Linked DNA regions of Homo sapiens: region 2 is linked to region 1. Evidence: chromatin loops called from intact Hi-C (ENCODE). Cell type or tissue: CD4-positive, alpha-beta T cell. All regions are shown on one strand. Each heading gives the region's core, and the rest is flanking DNA. Links, peaks and the distances in the headings are about the cores only.

Region 1 (11,552 bases), core at 2,040-10,039:
ACCACCAGATGGAAATAAAGGCAAAGAAGCTCTTCTTAGGTTTCTGGTTAGTTTCAGCTAACACAGTTTTTACTTCTAGTTTCCTTGGATATTTCTTCTTAAAATAATCCCTGTTGATGCTTAGAGATTCTACTTGGAAACTGTATGTTTCAGAAAATACTCTTTGCTACTATAATTATGAAAATAACTAAAGAATGGAGAAATGGCAGCTTAAAATCAGCTTAAGTCACTCATGTAGAAATCTCACTGCTTGTCATATCCATGCCTGCCTTTCTTACAGCTAATATGCTTTTTAGAATAAGAAATCTGCTGAGATGATATCTGCATTAGGGAGATCCAGCAGGAAACAGATGGCATTCTCAAATATGATACTTTCTCACAAAGTGGTGGAAAACCACAGGGATACAAATATTGGTGTGGCCTCCCTGGGGCTGGTAATAATGAGACTCTATTACTACCCCTAGGCCTGAAAGGGCAAGAGTGGGAGCAGTTAATGGCAGGGGAAGAAAGGGTTAGGTGGAATGGACCTCCTGACAGGAGCTGAGACCTTCTGTTAAGTGATGGACTTCCCCCAGAGGGAAGCCAAGGGAATAAATACCCAGATCTGTTTCTTCTCTCTCTGCAGCCTCTTAGGGTACTCCATTGCCCTCTGAGGCTTATTAAAGAATATTCTGACACTTGTTAAAACTGTGAGAACACTTTATCCAAAACTATTGCAGTGGGTCTCAAGACTATCTCTGGGGAGAGAGAGAGTGCTCAACTCCGAATACAGCAAAGACAGCTGGGGATTTTTAGCAGAATCGGGAGGCAGGTGGTCAGTGGATAGAAAATTACTAAGAGGAGACATCAAGGAGAGGGTGATTCTTGCTCAAGGCAGGGTAGTGTGATCAGATATCAAGGGTAGGGGATTCTCTCTACACTGACTTAGCACAGAATTCTTTCCAAAACTGCGCTGTGCAGGCCAGCAAGGGCAGGGGCCAATTTCAAGCCTTAGTTGAGAAGAGGGCTCAGTGGAGTCTGACTAAAGTTTGGTTTAAGGAGAGTCTTCATCAGGCTGTCCTCACAGAGCAGCTCCTAGAGCAGAGAGCCATGTGGGAAAGGGTATAGAGGGAATCTAGGGGCCAACCAGGAGCTACCTTGGGAGCTATACAAGTGAAATATTTTTCAGTAAAGAATGCTGACTCCCTTATAAACAGGGTAAAGTGAAATTTGACCAAAATCAGTTTCTTTGAAAGCCCTGATGGAACATAACACATTACAAGGATATGTCTGCCAAGTGCCTGAGTAAAAGTCCTTAGAGTTGTACGTGAAAATGTACGTGTTTAATTATGATACTGTGAACCTTGGATTTCTGAGTAGATCCAGAATGACTTTCAAGGTTGGTATGCTCATTTTTATGAAATGCATCTCAAAAAGCTTTACAGTTACAATTGTGCTTGGGAAAAGACGGGTCCAAGAGGAATTCAGCTGATCTGGGGTATCTGAGTGGGCACATTTTATCCGTGCAAATATTAGTATCTGTCAGCAGACTCCATTTGCAGAGTATAGAAAGTCTTTTCAAGGGAAGGATCTATAGGAATAATCTAATATTTTAAAAGAAAATTAACACAGTCAAGTTTTTTTCCCACAGACTTTTTTCATTTTGGGAGCTGCTTCAGTTTATAGAAATTGTCTTGCAGAAACACTTTATTTGTTTATTTTCCTCTCTCTAAACAGATTTAAGCAATACAGGAAAACCAGAGCAGGAGAGTAAAACATCCTGTCCCACATCTTTTGATAAGATAAGCACAGATTCAGAAATAAGAACAGATTTAGAGGAGCAAATGTTTGTAACTAAAAATGCATTTCCTCCATGTGTTTAAAATAGCACACTGCTTAGGCTATAAAAAGCCAAAGTTTATGTTTTGGGAATGGAATAAGCCCTACTTTAATTAGAGGCAGGAATCAAACTACAAAAATTACTCTCCTACATTTGGTAGTAAAGTACAAAGCTTAATGTGTCTAAATTCTCATGGTCTTGTCATTCCATGCTCTTGATCCGCCTCTTCCCTCACTCCCCAGTCCTTACTACCAGTACTGTTAGCTACTTGCATCCAGTTTTCTCAGCATTTGCTGGTATCTGGCTGGCCAGGCTTCAACCCCACATTTGCTACCTATTTTCAAGCCAACATTTACTATTTATTCCAACAGCGGGCCACCATTAGTGTCATTAAAATTTGTAATCCTACCCTTACGCATTGACTTGTTTAATTAAGGGCCTACTGTTTAGCTGCCTCTTTATAGATTGAGAATGACCTAAAGCAATATAACTTAAGAGGGAAAGACATCATTTTCCCATGTAGTTTTAGCCTTGTTTTCTTGATCTATGGAGTGGAAAAAAAAAAAAAAGGCCTTAATGTTGAGTATCAAACAACATCATAGGTGATGTCAGTGTAGCAGTGTTTTCCCCAAAGATAGAAGACACAGAATCCCTCACAGTACCATCCTGAAGATAAAAGACTCAGACTAAGGACTGAGAAGACAGTAATGCTGACCATTGTAGTTTGCCAGAATTCAGTGTATGTAGTCAGTAACCAGCAATCTTTGGTTTGTTCAGCAGAGTCTTCCTGTCTGAGCAGTTAATGGTGTGATCTCTCCCAGTCTCCTCATTTGGCCAATATTTAAAACTCTAGAAAGTTGACATAAAAATCTGGATTACTGGCTTTTCTTGAGAAATGAAAATTTCTGCCACTACCTTCCCTCTTCATCTATGGTAACACTGGGGTGGCACAGAGTAGATGGGGTTTGCCCTTTTGTGGTCCCTACTCAGTGGCTTTACTCATTTATATTACCTGCATGGTTCCTGTAGGCAACTGCTTTTCCCACTCTAGGGTAACATGTTTCCCTTTGATGACCATGTTAATTTCATTTTGGAAACAATTTGTTCTCTAGATTAAATACCAAACATACTATCTTCTCAGACTACAGGTTAAATATTCTTTACCCTTTTATAAAGAATAAATAATGTCTATTTATTGGCTGCTTCACCACATTTAAGGCACAATGCTAAATGTTTTACATGTATTATTTCACTTAACCCACATAAACATTCCAAGAGTAGGCACTAACTTTGTGCCCATTTCACAGATCAGGACACTGAGGTTCAGAGAGGCGTCCTTAACTTGTTGAAGTTACATAGTTGATGATTGGTCGAACTCGGATTCCAGCCCAAATCTATTTGAGACCAAAGCCTGGGCTCTCAGCCACTTTGCCATTGCCACTGCTCGCTCTTATTCTCCTGATAGATGTTTTTTTGTTAAAAGAGTCTCTCCTCAATTTCATAACTGATGTGGGACTCTTTGAAAGCTATTTTGTTATTTTTGAAGAAAGTGAGAGGGCTGTTTCCCCATTTTTCCTTTGTAAGCTTTTCCTCATTAATATAACCATTTTCTATACTTTTGTTTCATTCCTGTCTCAAGAAAGTGAAGGTCTAGCACATTTTAAAAAATAAGTTCCAGGTATGTTTGTACATTGATACCTGTCAGCAGCAACAGTGAAGCTGTGGACAAGATGTGATGTGGGGAATAATGGCTATTACTGTTTCCAGAGGGTAATCATTTCCTACTGAGGTATGAATCCTACATTGTGGACAACTTATATGTTGATGGAGAGCCAGGTAGGAGTATCATTGCCCAGCTTGTGTCAAGTGCATTTCTTCTGGTGGCCATTTGTTCCAGGATAGGACTAGCTAGAGATAGCTTTTAATAGGATGTTTCAGGAACTAGTGGTGACAATGGAAATGATTGATTTTGGCAGCTCTGGTGGTACTGGTGTTGTCTTACTTATCAGCTCCAGAATGACATGGTTTGTGTAGAAGCAAGAATACCCTGGCCGGGCGCAGTGGCTCACGCCTGTAATCCCAGCACTTTGGGAGGCCGAGGCGGGTGGATCACGAGGTCAGGAGATCGAGACCATCCTGGCTAACACGGTGAAACCCCCGTCTCCACTAAAAAAACAAAAAATTCTCCGGGCGTGGTGGTGGGCGCCTGTAGTCCCAGGTACTGCGGAGGCTGAGGCACGAGAATGGCGTGAGCCCGGGAGGCGGAGCTTGCAGTGAGCCGAGATTGCGCCACTGCACTCCAGCCTGGGCAACAAGAGCGAGACTCCGTCTCAAAAAAAAAAAAAAAAAGAAAGAAAAGAATACCCTGTACCTGACTTTCACCTTCATGTTCTTCAGTGGATGCTAATACCGTGCTTCATTTGTTTTTAACTTATTCTTAATTTGTTTTAAAATAAGCCTTTATAGGTATTGCAGGTACAGAGTAAATAGATTAGAAATTGAATAAGGAAAATAGTTTTTAAAAGATTTTCCCTTGAATATTTGGAGTATTTTCAATCTATTAAAGGCAATTTCATTCACATTGTTGATTCAAAGCTATTATTCCAGGCTAAGCTAGTAACTGAGATAAGTATGAATGGAGAGTCTAGTGATATCCTTTTGGGAGGGAAGAGGATATCTGACAATTCGGGTCATGAAATAAAGTCCTTGCCAATCTGAGCATCTAAATGAGACTCTAAACAGAGAGAAGGTTTCTCTTTTTTTTTGAGACGGAGTCTCACTCTGTTGCCCAGGCTGGAGTGCAGTGTCGGGATCTCGGCTCACTGCAGCCTTCGCCTCCCAGGTTCAAGTGATGCTCCTGCCTCAGCCTCCCAAGTAGCTGGAATTACAGGAGCCTGCCACCACGCCCGGCTAATTTTTGTATTTTTAGTAGAGACAGGGTTTCACCATGTTGACCAGGCTGGTCTCAAACTCCTGACCTCAAGCAATCCACCTGCCTGGGCCTCCCAAAGTGCTGGGATTACAGGCGTGAGCCACTGTGCCCGGCCAAAAAGTTTTCAAAGCAAAAACTTTTTTCATTTGTGGTCACCAGGATGATGTAACCTCTGTCAGTTCGGATTGAATACCTACAACAAATACTCTGAACCTAGGAATTATCTATAGTGATTTTCAAGGTTGCCTGGAGTTAAATAAATTCTAGTGTTCTTAGAAAATTCTATGAAGAGATGAACTTTATTTACACATAGCAGCCTTTTTCCTTTGCTCTTAGCCTCAAATTATAGTGCCAACAAGTTTCAAACATGTATGATTTTAAGAGCCAGATGTCTATCAGGATCACAAACTTTTTTTTTTTAATTTTACTTTAAGTTCCGGGATACATGTGCAGAACATGCAGGTTTGTTACATAGGAATCCATGTGCCATGGTGGTTTGCTAGGATCACAGACTTTTAAAACTTTATTTTGCCGTATTCCTATACCCTTGGTTGTGCCAAATTGTCCTGGTGTGAAAAATGAGTCAAGTTAAATGCTTTAGGTGCTTCTTGGATGTGTAGGGAAGAATGGAATAGGTATGTGAAGTTATGGTAGTCATACAGTTTACTTAGTATGATAATATAAATTGATTTGGGAGCAAGGAAACGAAGACCTTCATTTAAGAAGATGATTATGATACTCTAGGAATGAAGTGAATATATTTTGGTTAACTTTAAAACAGTAATTTATTATTGCTTCATAGGTCTTTAACTTCTTTTACTGTACACTAGAGGGCAGAATTCCACCTGAAAAGATAGCTCGTCTTTGGCAAGATCCCAGAAAGCATTAAGCAGCATTCTTAAGATTGGGTAAAAGAGTCTTGTACATTTTTCTTTGCCTTATTAGATTCGTCTCTTGGTATGATATTTCTATGTACTATGCAGTTTCTACTTTTTTCTTTTATTAGAATTTTTTTTTTCAACTCTACTATTGTGCTTAGAAAGAGAAATGATTTTTCTTCTTTCATTTTTTTCCTTGGGATACAAAAACTTTGTTGTTGCTGTTGTTGTTGTTGTTTTAAATTACAAATAAGAAAGTAAAAATGACCTGTAGTCCCACCACTTAAATTTTTTTCGGAGAGAAGGCAGTGAAAGTTCCTTTCTGCCTTTCCAATTGTTAATTGTCATCCCTAGAAGCTGATAGCTGTTAACTGATGATCAGTTTTGTGCAGATCCTTCCCTGTGCTATGATAATATATTGTATTCATATATATTAATATTAGTCACAAGATTCTCCATTCATACTTACGTCAGTTACTACCTTGGCCTGGAATAATATCTTTGAATCAAGAATGTGAATGAAATTGCCTTTAATAGATTCAAAATATTCCAAGTATTCATGGGAAAATCTTTTAAAAATTATTTTCCTTATTCAATTTCTAATCTATTTACTCTGTACCTGCAATACCTATCAAGGTTTATTTAAAAATAAATTAAGAATAAGTTAAAATCAATGATCAGGGAAAACAATATATACATATATATTGTATACATATATATGTATTGCATTCGTAGATACTTAAAACAAAAGTGGACTTACCCTGTCTGTACTGGTCTGCAATATATATATATATATATATATATATATATATATATATATATATATAGTTTTAGTTTCTTCTTGCAACTTGTATTTTTACTTAACAGTCTATCTTGGGCATCTCTCCAGGTTCAATATAAACATCTGTATTTTTTTTATGCCTGCCTGGTATTCCATTTTGTGACTTCCATAATTTGAGTGCACCTTCTCTTATTGATGAACATTTACAGTTTTCCAAATTTTACAGTTATTAATAATCTGTGATAATCCTTACACATATGTTTTTTATGTTCTCATACTGTTATTTCTGAAGGACAGAATTTTAGAAGTGGGATTGCTGGGTCATTGGGTATGTGCATCTTAAATTCTAATAGCTGCTGCTAAATAGGCAGAAGCAATTTGAAGTCATGCCAGTATTATGTGAGAAGACCAGTTTCCATACATTTACCAATATGTATTTATCTGCATTTCTCCACGATCATTGTAGTAACTGTATCTTTATAACCTGCTGGTTTGTGTGGTGGTTTAAAATTTTTCCTCTTTTCTTTCTCTTTTTTTTGAGATGGAGTCTCACTCTGTCGCCCAGGCTAGAGTGCAGTGGTGCTATCTCGCTCGGCTCACTGCAACCTCCACCTCCTGGGTTCAAGGAATTCTCCTGCCTTAGCCTCCCAAGTAGCTGGGATTACAGGCATGTGCCACCATGCCTGGCTAATTTTTGTATTTTTAGTAGAGATGGGGTTTCGCCTTGTTGGCCAGGCTGCTCTCCTGACCTCAGGTGATCTGCCCACCTCAGCCTCACAAAGTGCTAGGATTACAGATGTGAGCCACTGCGCCCAGCCAAAATTTTTCCTCTTTTGAAAACTGTTACCAAAACAGACTTTTTATTAAACTAATATTATTTTGTGTATTTGTCAAATGTTACGGAATGAATAAATTAAGGTTTGCATATTACCTGTAGGTAGTTTCCATATTGTATCAAATTATCAAAGTTAATTAATCTTCAGTCATTTAAGAGATCAGGTAAAAAAATCTAGATTTTATAAACACTGAGATAAATTGTGAGCCAAATTTGGGGCTGTATCTTTTTTTTTTTTTTTTTTTTAAGACGGAGTCTCGCTCTTTTGCCAGGCTAGAGTGCAGTGGCACGATCTCGGCTTACTGCAACCTCCACCTCCCAGGTCCAAGCAATTCTCCTGCCTCAGCTTCCCGAGTAGCTGGGACTAAAGGCGCCCACCACCATGCCCGGCTAATTTTTGTATTTTTAGTAGAGGCAGGGTTTCACCATATTGGCAAGGATGGTCTCGATCACTTGACCTCATGATCCGCCCACCTCGGCCTCCCAAAGTGCTGGGATTACAGGTGAGAGCCACAGCGCCTCGCTGGGGCTGTATCTTATTGATCCTTTGCAAATGCTGTGTGCTGCTTCACTCTTAGGTTCTTTGTGTTGGAAAGTACTATCTCAAAATGTTTTAACATCAGGGAAGAATGTCATTCATCCTAATCATAGCACTAAGCGATTTTTATGTTCTGATTAAAGTTCTTAAAAAGGCAACTTGCTGCTATTTCCTGAAGGGTTCTGACTGTACAGAAAGATTCATATTAGATAAATACTTTAATTTGGATTGAGGAATTTTTCTTTTGGGAGAGGCTGAGCAGCTGTCTTCTAATTATTTTGGTCAAGGATTGAAAATCAGGCTGGTCTGAAGTCCAGCACTTAACTATACTCAGTTACTTGAATTTTGGATTCTGCCACAACCCTGTTACCCAAGCAAACCTATGATAAATTTAAGCTGAAATAATTTAAAGCTAGGCCAATATTTTCCCATCATTGAGGATATGGAAGATTCTAATCAAACATTCATCTTTAGACCTAGTAATTCTGGATGCTTAAGACCATAAAACATAACCTTTTGATTATTAGCATTTCCTTGAATTTGAAATGTAGTACAATTTCAGTAGTTGCTAATTTGAGAATGTGTAGGAAAAACTCATGCTTTGCATTGGCTTCTGCTTTAAACTGAGATCTTTTAGTCCTAGCTGCTTGTGAGATGATGTGCCTGTAGGAAGTGGAAACAAAAGGAGAAGAGTTTTCCCCCACAGTCAAATAGAGCATGACATGACTTGTTTGGCCAGAGGTGAGAATTAGGAAGATCCAAGGAATATCATGTACAAAAATGCTCTTGATCTTGGTCTCTTGTATAGCGTTACTTGCTTCAAAGCAAAACTTGGAGGAAAAGTTTCCTTTAGAACAGTAACCACAAGCATCACGTCTGCTTTTCAGCCATGTTTCTGTGTTGTGCTGTGGGGTTAACTAAATCCAAATTTTTGATACCATTTCAAAAGGGCACGCTGATTTAGCCTGTGTTAGACCAGTCTGACCTCAATTTCTCTGTCTTGAGGTGGTGAAACCAGCTTTCCTATTGGGCTAACTTGGATCAGCTGTGTGTTTCACAGTATCCTGCAAGCCTAAGCCAGGCAGAATTTCAGCTGTGTAAAGGCTTAGATTATGAAGTATCTATCTGTCTTTATAGAATATATTTTTTAAACCCTTTGAAGTAGAACTTCTAACACCATAATGAAAGCAAAGGATCAGTGTTTTCGAGGGATACTAGGGAAGGTCTGTGACAAAGACTTTTATTTTCCTTATATTTTATCAATCACTCAGGAAATTAGTTGGCAGTGGAAAATGGAACACAACTCTATCCCAATATAGTATGTCATCTAATTATGGTACTCTATCTCAGAATACCCCTTCTCAGTAAGACTGGTATGCCTCTGAGCTTTTTTTTTTTTTTTCTTTTTTGAGACAGGGGTTTCACTCCTGTTGCCCAGGCTGGAGTGCAGTGGCAAGATCTCAGCTCACTACAACCTCTGCATTCTGGCTCAAGTGATCTTCCCACCTCAGCCTCCTGTGTAGCTGGGACTACAGGCATGCACCACCATGCCTGGCTAATTGTCTCTGAGCTTTCGACTGCTACCTTTCTTATATTTGCTTAGGGTTTTCCCAAGATTCATAGGCCTCTTGTCTTTATGCATCTAATAGTATCATCTACTGCTACAACTTTAACCATCTTTTCAACACTGATGATTCTCCCTCTGCTCTGTCCTTTCAGTACTGCTTTTCTCCTGAACTCCAGACCCATATCTCTTGCTGCTTGCAAGCAGTTTATTCTGAATCCCCTTGACTCCACAACTGGTCCAGTATTTAACTCAGTTTCCCTAAATCCTCCCATATTACAGAAGTGAAGAAACCAACATGTGAAATTCAGTAGCTTGCCAAAGAGAGAGAACCTGGACTAGAAATCTGAGGCTTCTTTCCAGTCTAGTGTTCTCATCTGCTGGGCCAAAACTGCCTGTCGTTGGTAGAGGGAGAATATACCACTATTTTCCTCAATAGTAGTTGAGCCCCAACCTCAGTGTCACCTTTAGTTTTTCCCTTTCTTGTCTTTCCCCCTAGCCCCTAACTGCCCAATCCAATGAGTCCTTTTAACTCTACTCCCAAAATGTCTGTAAGTATTCATTCATATCCCCCTCCCTCATTTTATCTCCACTCTCATTGCCTTTTTTCTGGGTCTTACATTCTTTCTTTTTTAAAAAACTATTTTAATTTTAATTTTTTATTGAGACAGGGTCTCACTTTGTTACCCAGGCTGGTCTCCAACTCCTGCCTTCAGGCATTCCTCCCATGTTGGCCTCTGAAAGTGCTGGGATTACAGGTATGGGCCATTGCTCCTGGCCCTGGGTCTTACATTCTGAAGCATCTGTCACTATGTAATTAGAATATTTTCTAAAATCTTTTGAAAGGCTTGGACTATTGTAATCATTTCCTAAGTTTACATAAAGTCTGTAGTCACTCTTCCTCTCTCCACTCTACGTGCCACTGCTGGGGTAATTTGGCAGAGATTTAGCTTAGATAGTGTCACATGCTCAAAAATTTTATCTTTGTTGTCTATTAGTAAGTTCTAGTTTATTGAACTGCTACTGTCGATTGCTAACTCTCAAAAAAATCCTTCAGTTCACTGTCAGTATTTCCTTTTATGTTTAATATGTTTTTACTCTTTAGCGAGGTTTTATCTGTGGTGTGATCTTATATGACCTGGTTTTAAAAAGTGGGGATGAATTTGCTTTTTCTAGATGCTCTTGCCTGGGCCAATTTTTATGTTAATTCTTTGGTTTGGAGTGCCTGGAACATTCAGATATTATAATTGAAAGTATAATTTTGAAGCCCAAATCTATGTGGGTTGCAGGCCCAGGGTTCGTTCCGGTTCTTAAAAGAGACCTTTCTTCCTACCCGCTACAGCCCAAAAGCTTAGATACACTTTCTTCTCTGTTCCTTGGGCTGTTATGTGATTTTTTTTTTTTCCTAACTCTTTCCTTTCATTGAGGATGCATTGACTTTCCACTTTTAGCCTTAGTTCTAGTTCTCTACTGCCTGTAAGCTCAAGACCATTTTTATTATCACGTGGCAAATAAAACCCCGACTGGAAGTTATTGAAACTGTCTTCCCCCACCCCACCCTGCCGGCTGTAACCACTATTTCAGCTCATGTGCTCTACTGTGGTTTTCAGTTCCTTCTTTGATCCAAATACCCGGAGGTTGCCCATTCTTTCTTATGAGTTTAGCTATACACTTAAAATAATTTTTGGTATATTTTATGTAGCATTTCTAGGTCTTTATCTGGAAAATGTTTAGGTTATCTTAAGTATCCATCTTGCCTAAAATGGAAGTTCATCGGCTTTAAGTGCAGATACCCTATGTAGCTTTTCTTTCTTTTTTTTTTTTCAGATGGAGTTTTGCTGTGTTGCCCAGGCTGGAGTGCAGTGGCACAATCTCAGCTCAGTGCAACCTCCACCTCCTGAGTTCAAGCGATTTTCCTGCCTCAGCTTCCTAAGTAGCTGGGACTACAAATGAGTACCTGCACGCCTGTCTAATTTTTGTATTTTTAGTAGAGACAGGGTTCCACCATGTTGCCCAGGCTGGTCTCAAACTCCTGGGCTCAAGTGATATGCCCATCTCGGCCTCCCAAAGTGCTTAGATTACAGGCATGAGCCACTACGCCCAGCAATCCCTTTACCTTTAAAAAAATAAATAAATAAACCTTTAATTTTAAGAGGTTGTATACTCATGTGTAGTCATATAAACTAGTGCAGAGATTCCTTGTTC
Region 2 (11,552 bases), core at 1,337-9,336, 380 kb before region 1:
AGGCCGAGGTGGGTGGATCACAATGTCATGAGATCGAGACCTTCCTGGCTAACATGGTGAAACCCTGTCTCTACTAAAAATACAAAAAAATTAGCTGGGCATGGTGGTGGGCACCTGTAGTCCCAGCTACTCAGGAGGCTGAGGCAGGAGAATGGCGTGAACCCGGGAGGCGGAGCTTGCAGTGAGCCAAGATCGCACCACCGCACTCCAGCCTGGGCAACAGAGCAAGACTCTGTCTCAAAAAAAAAAGAAACGTAAGTACGCAAACAGGTAACAATAACCAATAAGCAACAATAAAAACAAGCCATGGACATGTAGGAAAATCTGATTTCCAAACTTGCCACATAATACCTATTAAAATGTCCAGGTTTCAATAATGTAAAAAATTATAAGTCATGCAAAGAAATAAAGTACTGCCAACACACATACATAAAAATAAACAATCAATAGAATTTGTCCTAAAGGAAGCCCAGATATTGGACTTACTAGAAAAGACTTTAAATCATTTAGTCTAAATATGCCCAAAGACCAAAAGGAGAGTGTGCCTAAAGAAGTATGAGAACAATGTCTAACCAAACAGAAAACATCAATAAAGAGATGGAAATTATAAAATTCAACTTTAAAATAAAAGTTATAAAATTGAAAAGCTTAATAACAGAAAAGAAAAATTCACTACAGGTTCTCAGTAACAGATATGAAAAGACATAAAAAATCAACAAATTTCAAAATTGGTCAATTGAAATTATCCAGTCTGAGGAACAGAAAAGAAAAAGAACAAAGAAAAATGAACAGAGTTTCAGAGACCTGTGGGAAATTACTGAAAGTACCAATATATATGTAATGGGAGACCCAGAAGGAGAGGAGAGAAATGTCAAGAACCAATATTTGAAGAAATAATGCTTGTAAACTTCCCAAATTTGTTGAAAAATATTGGTTTGCACACATGAACTTCAAGTGTAATAAACTAAAAAGATTCATACCTCAATACAACATAATCAACCTCTTAAAGAATGAAGATGAAAAAACTTGGTATCAGCAAGTAAGACATGATTCATATACAATGGCTTCTCAGTAATATTAATAGCTGTTTCCCATTAGAAATCAAGGAAAAGAGAACATAAGACAATAGGATGACATATTCAAAGCAGTGAAAGTAAAAGACTGTCAATCAAGGAGTCTATATAGAGCAATACTATACTCCAAAATTGAAGGGGAAATTAAGACATCTCCAGATTTTTTTTAAAAAACCAAGAGAATTCATTGCTAGCACAGCTGTCCTGCAAGAAATACTAAAGGAGTTCTTTTAGGCCTAGATGAAAGTTATTTGGCAGTAATTCAAACCCAAATGAAGAAATAAAGAGTACTGGTAAATGTTAACTATATGGTTAAATATAAAAGACAGCATAAATGATTTTTGTTTATAGTTATTTTCTTTTCTTCTATCTGATTTAAAAGACAACTACATAAACCAGTAATTATAAGTCTATGTTGATGGGTACACAAGCAATAAAGATCTAATTTGTAAAAATAACAGCATAAAGAAGGCAGGTAGGCTGGGCATGGTAGCTCATGCCTGTAATCTCAGCACTTTGGGAGACTGAAGCAGGAGGATCACTTGAGCCCAGGAATTCAAGACCAGCCTGGGCAATACAGCAAGACCCCATCTCTTAAAAACATATATAAGAATAAATTGTAAAAAGAAAAGGAAGAAAACAGAGTTACATTGGAGCAAACTTTTGTATACTACTAAAATTAAGTTGGTATTATATTGACTAGATTGTTATAAATTAAAATATTGGGCTGGGCATGGTGGCTCATCCCTGTAATCCCAGCACTTTGGGAGGCCGAGGCAGGAGGGTCACTTGAGGCAAGGAGTTTGAGACCAGCCTGGGCAACACAGGGAGACCTCGTCTCTACAAAAATTTTTGAAAATTAGCTAGCCATGGTGGCGTATGCCTATAGTCCCATCTACTTGCAGCAGAAGTGGGAAGATCACTGAGCCCAGGAGCCTGAGGTTGCAATGAGCCATGATCCTGCCACTGCACTCCAGCCTCATTGACAGAGCAAGACACTGTCTCTTTAAAACTTTAAAATATTAATTATAATACCATGGGCAACCACTAATAAAATAACTAAAATTATATATTTTAAGAGAAATGAAAGGTAATTAAAATGTTACACTATAAAATATCTATTTAACACAAAAGCATTCAAGAATCAAGGAATTGAGGAATACAATGGACATAATACATATAGAAAACAAATAGCACAATAGCAAAAAATAATTCTATCTTATCAGTAATTATATTAAAGTAAGTGGATCAAACTGTCAAACTAGAAGGAAGAGATTTGGAGAATGGATTTTTTTAAACACAGCACAATTATATGCTATTTACAATAGACACTTAAGATTTAAAGACACAAATAAATGGAACATAAAAGGATGGAAAAGATACACCAGCAATAACCAGAAGAGCTGGAGTAGCTATATTAATGCCAGGCAAAATTGACAAAATATTTTAAGATAAAAATTATTATTAGGGCAAAGAAGGATATTTTATAATTATAAAAGTGTCAGTTAATCAAGAAGATATAAAAATAATTAAAGTGTATGTACCTAACAACACAGCCCCAAAATGCATGAAGCAAAAATACACCGAATTAAAGGAAGAGACTATTCAAACTTAATAGTTGGACGCTTCAATAAAAAGGAGAATAGAAAAACAATCTGCCAGGGTCATGATAGTGCCAGCTCTCAAATCTGGGTCTAGGGTAAAAGAGAAATAAAACTAAAACCTGTCCGAAAAAAATTCAATCACAGTGAACCTGACTGGGAAAGGAGTAGAAGAGAGGGAAGAGCCAGTATCCAGGCAGCTGGGGAACCCAAAACAATTCCCCTTAGGGCTACTCCCTCCCTGGTATCTCCTGATGTCTGACCTGACCCTCCCCTCCATTAAGAATAGATGTCACTTTCCTCCGTTCTCCTCCACTCTCCTCCACTCACTGCTACTTCTCCCACTCCACATCAACAAACTGAGTCCCAAAAGCTTCTTAAATATCAGCCCTATGGCGCTCAGAGCTCGGAAATGCTGAAAGTCCTTCAGTACCAGATGCCAACTTAGAGAGGACAAAGGAGTAGGAAAGACTGAGCAGTGACCCCTACATCCATGTGCCACTATCCTATAGCACATTTGAGACTATTCTGAAGAGCAAGTTAAACTCACATAAAATAGAAATTTTTATCCTAAAAAATATTTCATATGAAACATTTATGGAACTGAAAAAGTACTATACTTCAATCTGGAGCAAAATGACTTTGGCTCTCACTCTGAAAATAAATGTTTAAATCATACTTGATGGAACAAAGTCAGCTGAAACTATGCACATTGGATTCACCAGGAGACATGTGTACACAGTGGGCTGCCTCTCCTACATAAAAAGGTCTTCATGGATATACAATGGGTCCTCATGAAACTGATTTTGCCACAGATTTTGGGGAACTGAGAGCTTTTTTCTTCCTCCAGGAGGGCACAACTTCCTTCTATTTTCCAGTTTTTGTGCTCTACCTCTTTAATTTTACTTAAAAAGAATGACCCTGAAAAACACATTAGTAATTACTAGATGCCAGAAAATGATCCTTCTAGCATAAAATTGGAACATGGAACTATTTTATCAGTGTTAACTAGACCTGAATTATCAAATTTCAAACAATATTATAATACCAAAAGCTGATTTTAGATTATATTACAGCTCATTTCATAGAGCACCAAGGAAGTGGAAGAAAATATAAATGTGCTTCTTAACCTGTGTGACAAACCTACCTCAATGATTCAAGTGAAAGTTGTGGATTCACATGTTCGAGGCACATAAAAAAATAATCTTGTATGTTTTAATATCTAACTCAAGGACTATCATCCAGCATCTCTCATGCTGTGCTCATTCACACACTACAGAAAGGTAACTCCTCTTTGGCAGAGCTATGAAGTATATCTAAATTAAACAGGCTAATCAAGTGACTGGATTATGTGTAAACCTCCTCAAATAAAATAGTATAAAAAAATATATCATGGTAGAGTTTATTATTGTCACATTATCATAGTAACCACTAGGAATTTAGTCAGTTAAAAATATGTCAAAACCCAGCCTACAAAATGGGAAAAAATATTTGCAAACTATGCATCCGACAAAGGTCTAATATCCAGCATCTATAAGGAACTTAAACAAATTTACAAGAAAAATACCCCATTAAAAAGTGGGCAATGAACATAAACAGACACTTTTCAAAAGAGGACTTACTGCAGCCAACAAGCATATGAAAAAATGCTCCACATCACTAATCATTAGAGAAATGGCAATCAAAACCACAATGAGATACCATCTCACACCAGTTGAAAGGGCTTTTAATAAAAAGTCAAAAAATAACAGATGCTGGCAAGGTTGCAGAGAAAGGGGAATGCTGATACACTGCTGGTGGGAATGTAAATTAATTCAGCCATTGTGCAAAGCAATGTGGTGATTCCCCAAGGAATTTAAAAGAGAATTACCAATTGACCCAACAACCCCATTATTGAGTACATACCCAAAGAAATAGAAATCATTCTACCATAAAGACACATGCACACGTATGTTTATCGCAACACTATTCGCAATAGCAAAGACATGGAATCAACCTAAATGCCAATCAACAGTACACTGGATAAAGAAAATGTGGTACATATACACCATGGGATACCACACATTCATAAAAAAGAACAAGATCACATCCTTTGCAGCAACAAGGATGGAGCTGGAGGCCATCATCCTAAACAAACTAATACAGGAACAGAAAACCAAATGCCACATGTTCTCACTTACAAGTGAGAATTAACCAAGGAGAACACATGGGCACAAAGTGGGGAACAACAGACACATGGGCCTACTTGAGGGTGGAGGGTGGAAGGAAGGAGAGGATCAAAACACTACCCATCGGATATTATGCTTATTACTTGGGTGATGAAATAATCTGTACCCCAAACCCCCATGACACGCAGTTTACCTATATAACAAGCCTGCACATGTGCCCCGAGCCTAAAATAAAAGTTTTTTTAAGTCAAAACCATCTTCATTCTTTGTCTTCTTTACAAAAATATATCTGAAAAAATACATCCTGTGAAGTAGTGCTCTAAAGTTGTCGGAGATATTGATTTATTACTTCCTTTACTAAAATAATACCTTATATTTACTTAATTAAAATATATAAAACCTCCATAACTGGCATTTACGTTCAGAGAAATCGCTCTAAATAAAACATCTGCCAGGAACTAAAAGCATTTTAAAGTGGCTTGGCACTAACACTGTCATTATCATCACTATTACAAGGGACAGTGTCAGATTACATGTATGGCCACGAGGAGGTGCTAATACCCTGTGGCTTCATCACCAAAAAGAAAGTCATCAGAGCTGCAAAACCTGGGCCTGTTATTGCAGAGTCTGGTAAAAACAAAAACCCCACAGAGAGCAGAGTAACCTGCTGGCCTCTCACAGGGGACCGAGTGAAGGATGCTCTACAATCCAGGGAAAGGGGTGATAAGCCAGGGGAAAGCTGGCCTGCCTACCTGTTCTTCTCACAGAGGTGCCTCTTTAAAAATACATCTGATGAAATACTGTAATTTCTAAATGTTTGGACATTGTTATAATTATCAAATTAATCATTGATACAGTAGTCATTCCAATTTAGCTTCTTGTCCATCACTACAATTCTGAAGAATAAAATGTCTGCCCAGAAATAAGAATGTGGAGTCAGAAGAGGCTTTATTACTAGAAATATGAAATCAAAATGAAATTGCAGAGCTGTTCCAAAACAAAAATGTAAAGGCCCTTTCACTTACTGGCCCTTTCTATTGAAAACAAGAAGGAATTTAAGAGTAGTGTTATTGTTGTTAACGTTTTCACTGTGAGACAATTTGAGGGATTTACTTTGTTATCATACATTTGACATCGTCTCAACTCCTGTTCCAATCACAGAAATGCCTCCAAATAAAATACCTGCCAGTAATTAAAAACACATTATTATATAATTATCATTATTCCTTCAAAGGGGGTGGGAGGAGTTATTAGTGCAGTCCTTGTGATTTTTCTCTAAGTTTGAAACTATTTCAAAATAAACTTCTTTAAATTGCATATCCCTTTCTTGAAATACAGTTAAATGAAAAGCCTACCAATAGTTAAACCTTTAATGTTATGAGGGATAATATTATCATTACTAGTAAATAGGGTTAACCCCAAACAATGGAAACTGGTTTGTTTCTAGGCAGAATGCTGGATCCCAGCAACCAGGGAGGAAACAGGTCATTTGTCTGCAGTCGCCATTCTGTGAAATCCACTCGGTAGCAACAGTCAATGGATCTCCCAGTGGAATTGCTTATCACCTAGCAATGTATTGGTTGTAAATAATCCAGTCACAAATGTATTCTCTTCAATTTACATATACTTGTGGCTCTAACAAAGAGAAGTCATCATTCTCTAGTGTGCAAATGAACACAGCAAGAAGCACGATTGGATGAGTTTGTTTTTCTTTCTAAGCTGGGGCATGTGAATCCACACATTATCACATGAAACAGTGATATGCATTAAACAGAAATTTAAAAACACATTTATATGTTTATTCTTCCCGGGTTCTCCATGAAATAAGCAGTAATTGAATCCTGATATCTGCTTTTCATATATGTTTTTAAAGTGATAATTCAGATTTAATAGCACCAATAACAAAACAGTGCCATGTTCCAGTTTTACGCTAGAGGGATCATCCACCAGCATTTATTAATTACTAATGTCTTTTCTTGACATTCTTCTCTTCAAGTAAAATTACAGAACTACAGAAGAAAACCTGAGAATTGGAGCAAGTGTTCTCTTGGAGAACAAAGCCCTCAGATCCTACAAAATTAGTTTTATGAAGATATACAGTAACTGTCTTGGTCTTTTTTTTCTGTTGTTTATAAGAGAATTCCTGAAACTGGGTAATTTATAAAGAGAAGAAACTTATTTCTTACAGTTGTGGAGCTGAGGAATCCAAGGTCAAGGGGCCACATCTGGTGAGATCCTTCCTGCAGGTGAGGACTGTCTGAAAAGTCCTGAGGCAAGGCAGGGCCTCACCTGGCGAGGCAGTCGTCTGTGCTAGCTCAGGTGTCTCTTGCCCCTTTTTTTATTTTTATTTTTTTATTTTTTTTTTGAGACGGAGTCCCGCTCTGTCTCCCAGGCTGGAGTGCAGTGGCACGATCCCGGCTCTCTGCAAGCTCCGCCTCCCGGGTTCACGCCATTCTCCTGCCTCAGCCTCCTGAGTAGCTGGGACCACAGGCGCCCGCCACCATGCCCGGCTAATTTTTTGTATTTTTAGTTCAGGCAGGGTTTCGCCATGTTAGCCAGGATGGTCTCGATCTCCTGACGTCGTGATCCGCCTGCCTCGGCCTCCCAAAGTGCTGGGATTACAGGCGTGAGCCACCGCGCCCAGCCGTCTCTTGCCCTTCTTATAAGCCACCTGTCCCACTTCCATGATAGCCTATTCATCTGTTAATCCATGAATGGATAATTCATTCAAGAGGGCAGACCCCTCATGATCCAATCACTTCTTAAAGGGCCCACTTCTCAATACTGCCACATTGGGGATTTAGTTTCAACATCAGTTTTGGAAGGGACATCCGAAACACAGCAGTAACCAATGAGAAAATTTGCTGCTAGGAGAGGCAGCCCCCGTGTACTGGGGAGAGTGACTCACTTATTCAACCTGCATGTCAAATGAATGTGATCGCAAACATTCACACACACACACACACACACACACACACACACACACACACACACGTACATACAGTCCCATTGGATCCAATAGTACACTGTCATCTTACCGTTTCATCATGAATGGTTTAAACATTTATTTTCAGGGTAAAAGTTAAAATTGTCCTAAATCATCTACTTTTTTAGTACAGTGAACGTTTCATGCAAATTGTTTTTATGACGGAAATTTCTGTTTCACATCAGTTTCATTTCCTGTTTGGTATGTTCTCAAATGTGCCATAGCACATGAATGTGGGGTCACTGCTCAGCCTTTCCTACCTACTCACCCTCGCCAAGGTGGCATCTGGTAGTGAGGGAGGCTCAGCACTTTCCAGTCTCAAACCCTGGGACTCAAGCAGTTTCTGGGAATGATACGATGTATTCCTTTCTTAAGGCGGCTGCAACAAAGCACCCTAAACTGGGTGGCTTAAAACAACAGGAATTTATTCTCTCAGAGTGGTAGGGGCTGGAAGTCTGAATCAAGATGCCAGCAGGGCCAGGCTCCCTCCTCGCTTGCTGTCACCAGCAGCCCTTGGTGTTCTTGGCTTGCAGCTGCATAACTCCTGTCTTTAACTCCATCATCACGCGGTATTTCCCCCTCCTGTGTCTCCGCCACGTCATTTCCCTGCTTCTTGTAAGAACGCCAGTTACATCGGATGAGGACCCATCTTAATGACCTAACAATGTTGTCACAAATTTTAAAAGTTGAAAACTCCCAGGCAGTGACTAATGGGCAAACAGCCAAAGCTGAAGAATTTAGAGAGGAGAAAACAGTAGGAGGAATAATATATGATAGAGTGTTAACTGGATTGCTTCTGGCCAAAAGTAGAGATAAAGGGTCAGGCATGGTGATTTGCACCTCTAGTCCAAGCACTTTAGGAGGCTGAGGTGAGAGGATTGCTTGAGCCCAAGAATTCGAGACCAGCCTGGGCAACATGGCTAAACCCTGTCTCTACCAAAAATACAAAACATTAGCCCGATGCGGTGGCACATTCCTGTAGTTCCAGCTTCTCGGGAGGCTGAGGTGGGAGAATTGCTTGAGCCTGGGAAATTGAGGCTGCAGAGAGCTGTGATCGTGCCACAGCACTGCATTCTGGGTGATGGGAATGAGATCCTGCCAAAAAAAAAAAGATAAGGCATTATTTTCTGAGATCAGCAAAGATAGTTTCTTCTACATTTATGCCCGTCCTAGGAAGGACATAGGATGAGTACAGAGTTCACAGGATTTCACAGATAATAAGGAAAAAGATACGACCTTGGAGTGGCAGTAACAAACAATGAGTTTTATTCGGACAGTGCTTTAGCAGGATCACAGGTGAGGAGAAGTCCCTCACAGCATGAGACCTTCCAGAGTTGAGGGCACAGAGCCAGAAAAGAAAGAGGACAAGAGTACTCTGGCAGAGAGCAGGCAGACAGGAAGGGAGGAAAGAGGGAGGGAGGGAGGGTAGGAACGAAAGAAGGAAGGAAAGAAGGAAGGAAGGAACGAAGGAGGGAAGGAAGGAAGGGAGGGAGGGAGGGAGGAGGTAGGGGAGAGAGGGAATGAAAGGAAAAATGGAAGGAAAGGAAGAGAGGAAGGAGGGAGGGAGGGAAGAAAAGAAGGAAGGAAGGAGGGAGGGAGGGATGGAAGGAGGAAGGGAAAAGAAAGGAAGAATGGAAGGAAAGAGGGAAAGAAAGAAGGGAGGGAAGGGAAAGGAAGGGAAGGGAAGGGAAGGCAAGGGAGGGGAAGGGAAGGCAATGCAACAGCTCCAGTGGAAAATTCAAGTCCTCCTTCAACTGCATCCAAAAATAATAATTTTTACTAGATACCTGATGTAGAGAAGGCATACCCTGCCCAGATACAGGAGAATCTCCCAAAAGTGGATGACAAGATCAGCCATGACTGTGAAGAGATGGACACCTACAAAATACAAACCAAAATGCTTTCAGAAAAATTTGAAAGAATCACAGGTTATTATCAAAGCAGCTTATTTCCCATGACAGAAAATCCCATGACAATGAGTTGAGAGCTCTGTTGGCTAAGACACATCTTTGTATCTTAAGAAAAGGAAATGCGGGCCAGACACTGTGGCTCACGCCTGTAATCCCAGCACTTTGGGAGGCCGAGGTGGGTGGATCGCAAGGTCAGGAGTTCAAGACCAGCCTGGCCAGCATGGTGAAACCCCTTCTCTACTAAAAATACAAAAATAAAAATAAAAAACTAGCCAGGCATGGTGGCACATGCCTGTAGTTCCAGCTTCTTGGGAGGCTGAGGCAGGAGAATTGTTTGAACCTGGCAGGCAGAGGTTGTAGTGAGCCGAGATTGTGCCACTGCACTCCAGCCTGGGTGACAGAGCGAGACTCCACCTCAAAAAAAAAAAAAAAAAAAAAAAAAAGAAAAGAAAAGAAAAGGAAATGCAACTTGTTGACTAGGTAGTGTGAAGATAAAATAAAAAAGAAAACGCATATCTGACACCAAAAAAAAATGAAGAAAATGTAAGGTTTTCAAAAATATACTTATGTCCCTGGTGTTGCAAATGGGGTATTTGGCAGAAGGACCACCAGGGCATCCTCCGGATGTCCACATCCCCAAAGAAAGAGGAGCACCTTCTACCATAAAAAAGAATAAGATCCCATCATTTGCAACAATATGGATGGAACCAGAGGTCGTCATGGTAAGTGAAATAAGCCAGGCACAGAAAGACAAACATTGCATGTTCTCACTTAATGTGGAATCTAAAAATCAAAATAATTGAACTCATGGACACAGAAAGTAGAAAGATGGTTACCAGAAGCTGCGAAGCTAGTGGGGAGTTGAGGGGAGGTGGCGAAGGTTAATGGTTACAAAAAAAATAGAATTAATAAGGCTTACTTTTGATTGGGTGACTATACTAAATAACAACTTAATTGTACATTTTAAAGTAAAGAGTGCAATTATATTGTTTATAACTCAAAAGATAAATGCTTGAGGGGATGGATACCCCATTCTCCATGATGTGCTTATTTCACATTGCATGTTTTTATCAAAACATCTCATGTATCCCATAAATTTATACAACTATTATGTACTCACAAAAAAATTTATAAAATAAATTAAAAATTAAAAAGTATTTTAAAGAGGAACACCAAGCTGTGACTCATGGGAGACCCAGCATTCCTCCCAAGGTCAGGATCCCAGGAGAAAGAGGCCTCCCTCAGGTCAACTCCACCCTGACTCAACAGATCCTTCACAAGGTCCACAAAGAGCATGACCTGATGCTCCTGGTGCTGGCTGCCACAGCTCAGGACCTTCCTTCTATTCAACATGACCACTAGACCACAGTTCCACTGGTCCAGGCCCTGGTCCTCCACCTCCTCCCCTTGTCAGACCTCAGATGTTTAGAGAGTCTTAAAGGGACAGGTCCTAAGAAAAGAAACCTCTGCTCTTCCCCTGTTCCAGAAATCCAGGACACAATTGCCTAGGAATCCTTTTCACCAGGGAGCTTCCCTGGCTGGACACATCCTCCCCATTCTCCTCTGGCCACAAGAAATGTTGGACACCAAGCACTGTCCACTCAGCCTGAAAACGAAAGTGAGTCACCCCTGGATAGATCCCACCTCCCACTGAGCATGCTACTACACAACCACAACCACAAGAGCCCTTTTCCTCTGCTCTACAATAATTTTCATATTTTCTATTTTAGTTTTATTGCCAGTGAGTGATTATATCATGTATAAGATGAAAAAAGACAGGATTCTGCTTCATAATGTGCTCTGCCTGTAGATTA

The links. Peaks named below come from ENCODE experiments on the same cell type or tissue, not always from the same donor. Only the 100,000 strongest peaks of a DNase experiment are listed, where the experiment ranks them.
Region 2: a loop joins it to region 1, with 3 times the contacts of the local background. A loop is called at or near these places in 8 of 110 quality-filtered maps.

The regions. Positions count from the first base shown.
Region 1 is chr16:75,379,757-75,391,308 of GRCh38, reverse strand. The region is part of intron 5 of CFDP1 (craniofacial development protein 1); the gene reads left to right. Among named protein-coding and RNA genes, the nearest start is that of CFDP1, 48 kb to the left of the region's middle. RefSeq lists an enhancer at 10,683-10,792. In CD4-positive, alpha-beta T cell, for the core only: CTCF peaks have their summits at 5,393 and 5,595 (motif pointing right); a DNase peak (open chromatin) is centred at 5,608; H3K27ac peaks cover 79 bases.
Region 2 is chr16:75,758,204-75,769,755 of GRCh38, reverse strand. It overlaps LOC105371348 (a long non-coding RNA gene), which reads right to left and starts at 9,706. Exons shown (of 6, transcript XR_933748.4): 1 at 9,616-9,706; 2 at 8,097-8,923. RefSeq lists enhancers at 5,530-5,589, 11,443-11,492. In CD4-positive, alpha-beta T cell, for the core only: CTCF peaks have their summits at 5,200 and 5,413 (motif pointing right); DNase peaks (open chromatin) are centred at 5,415 and 8,425.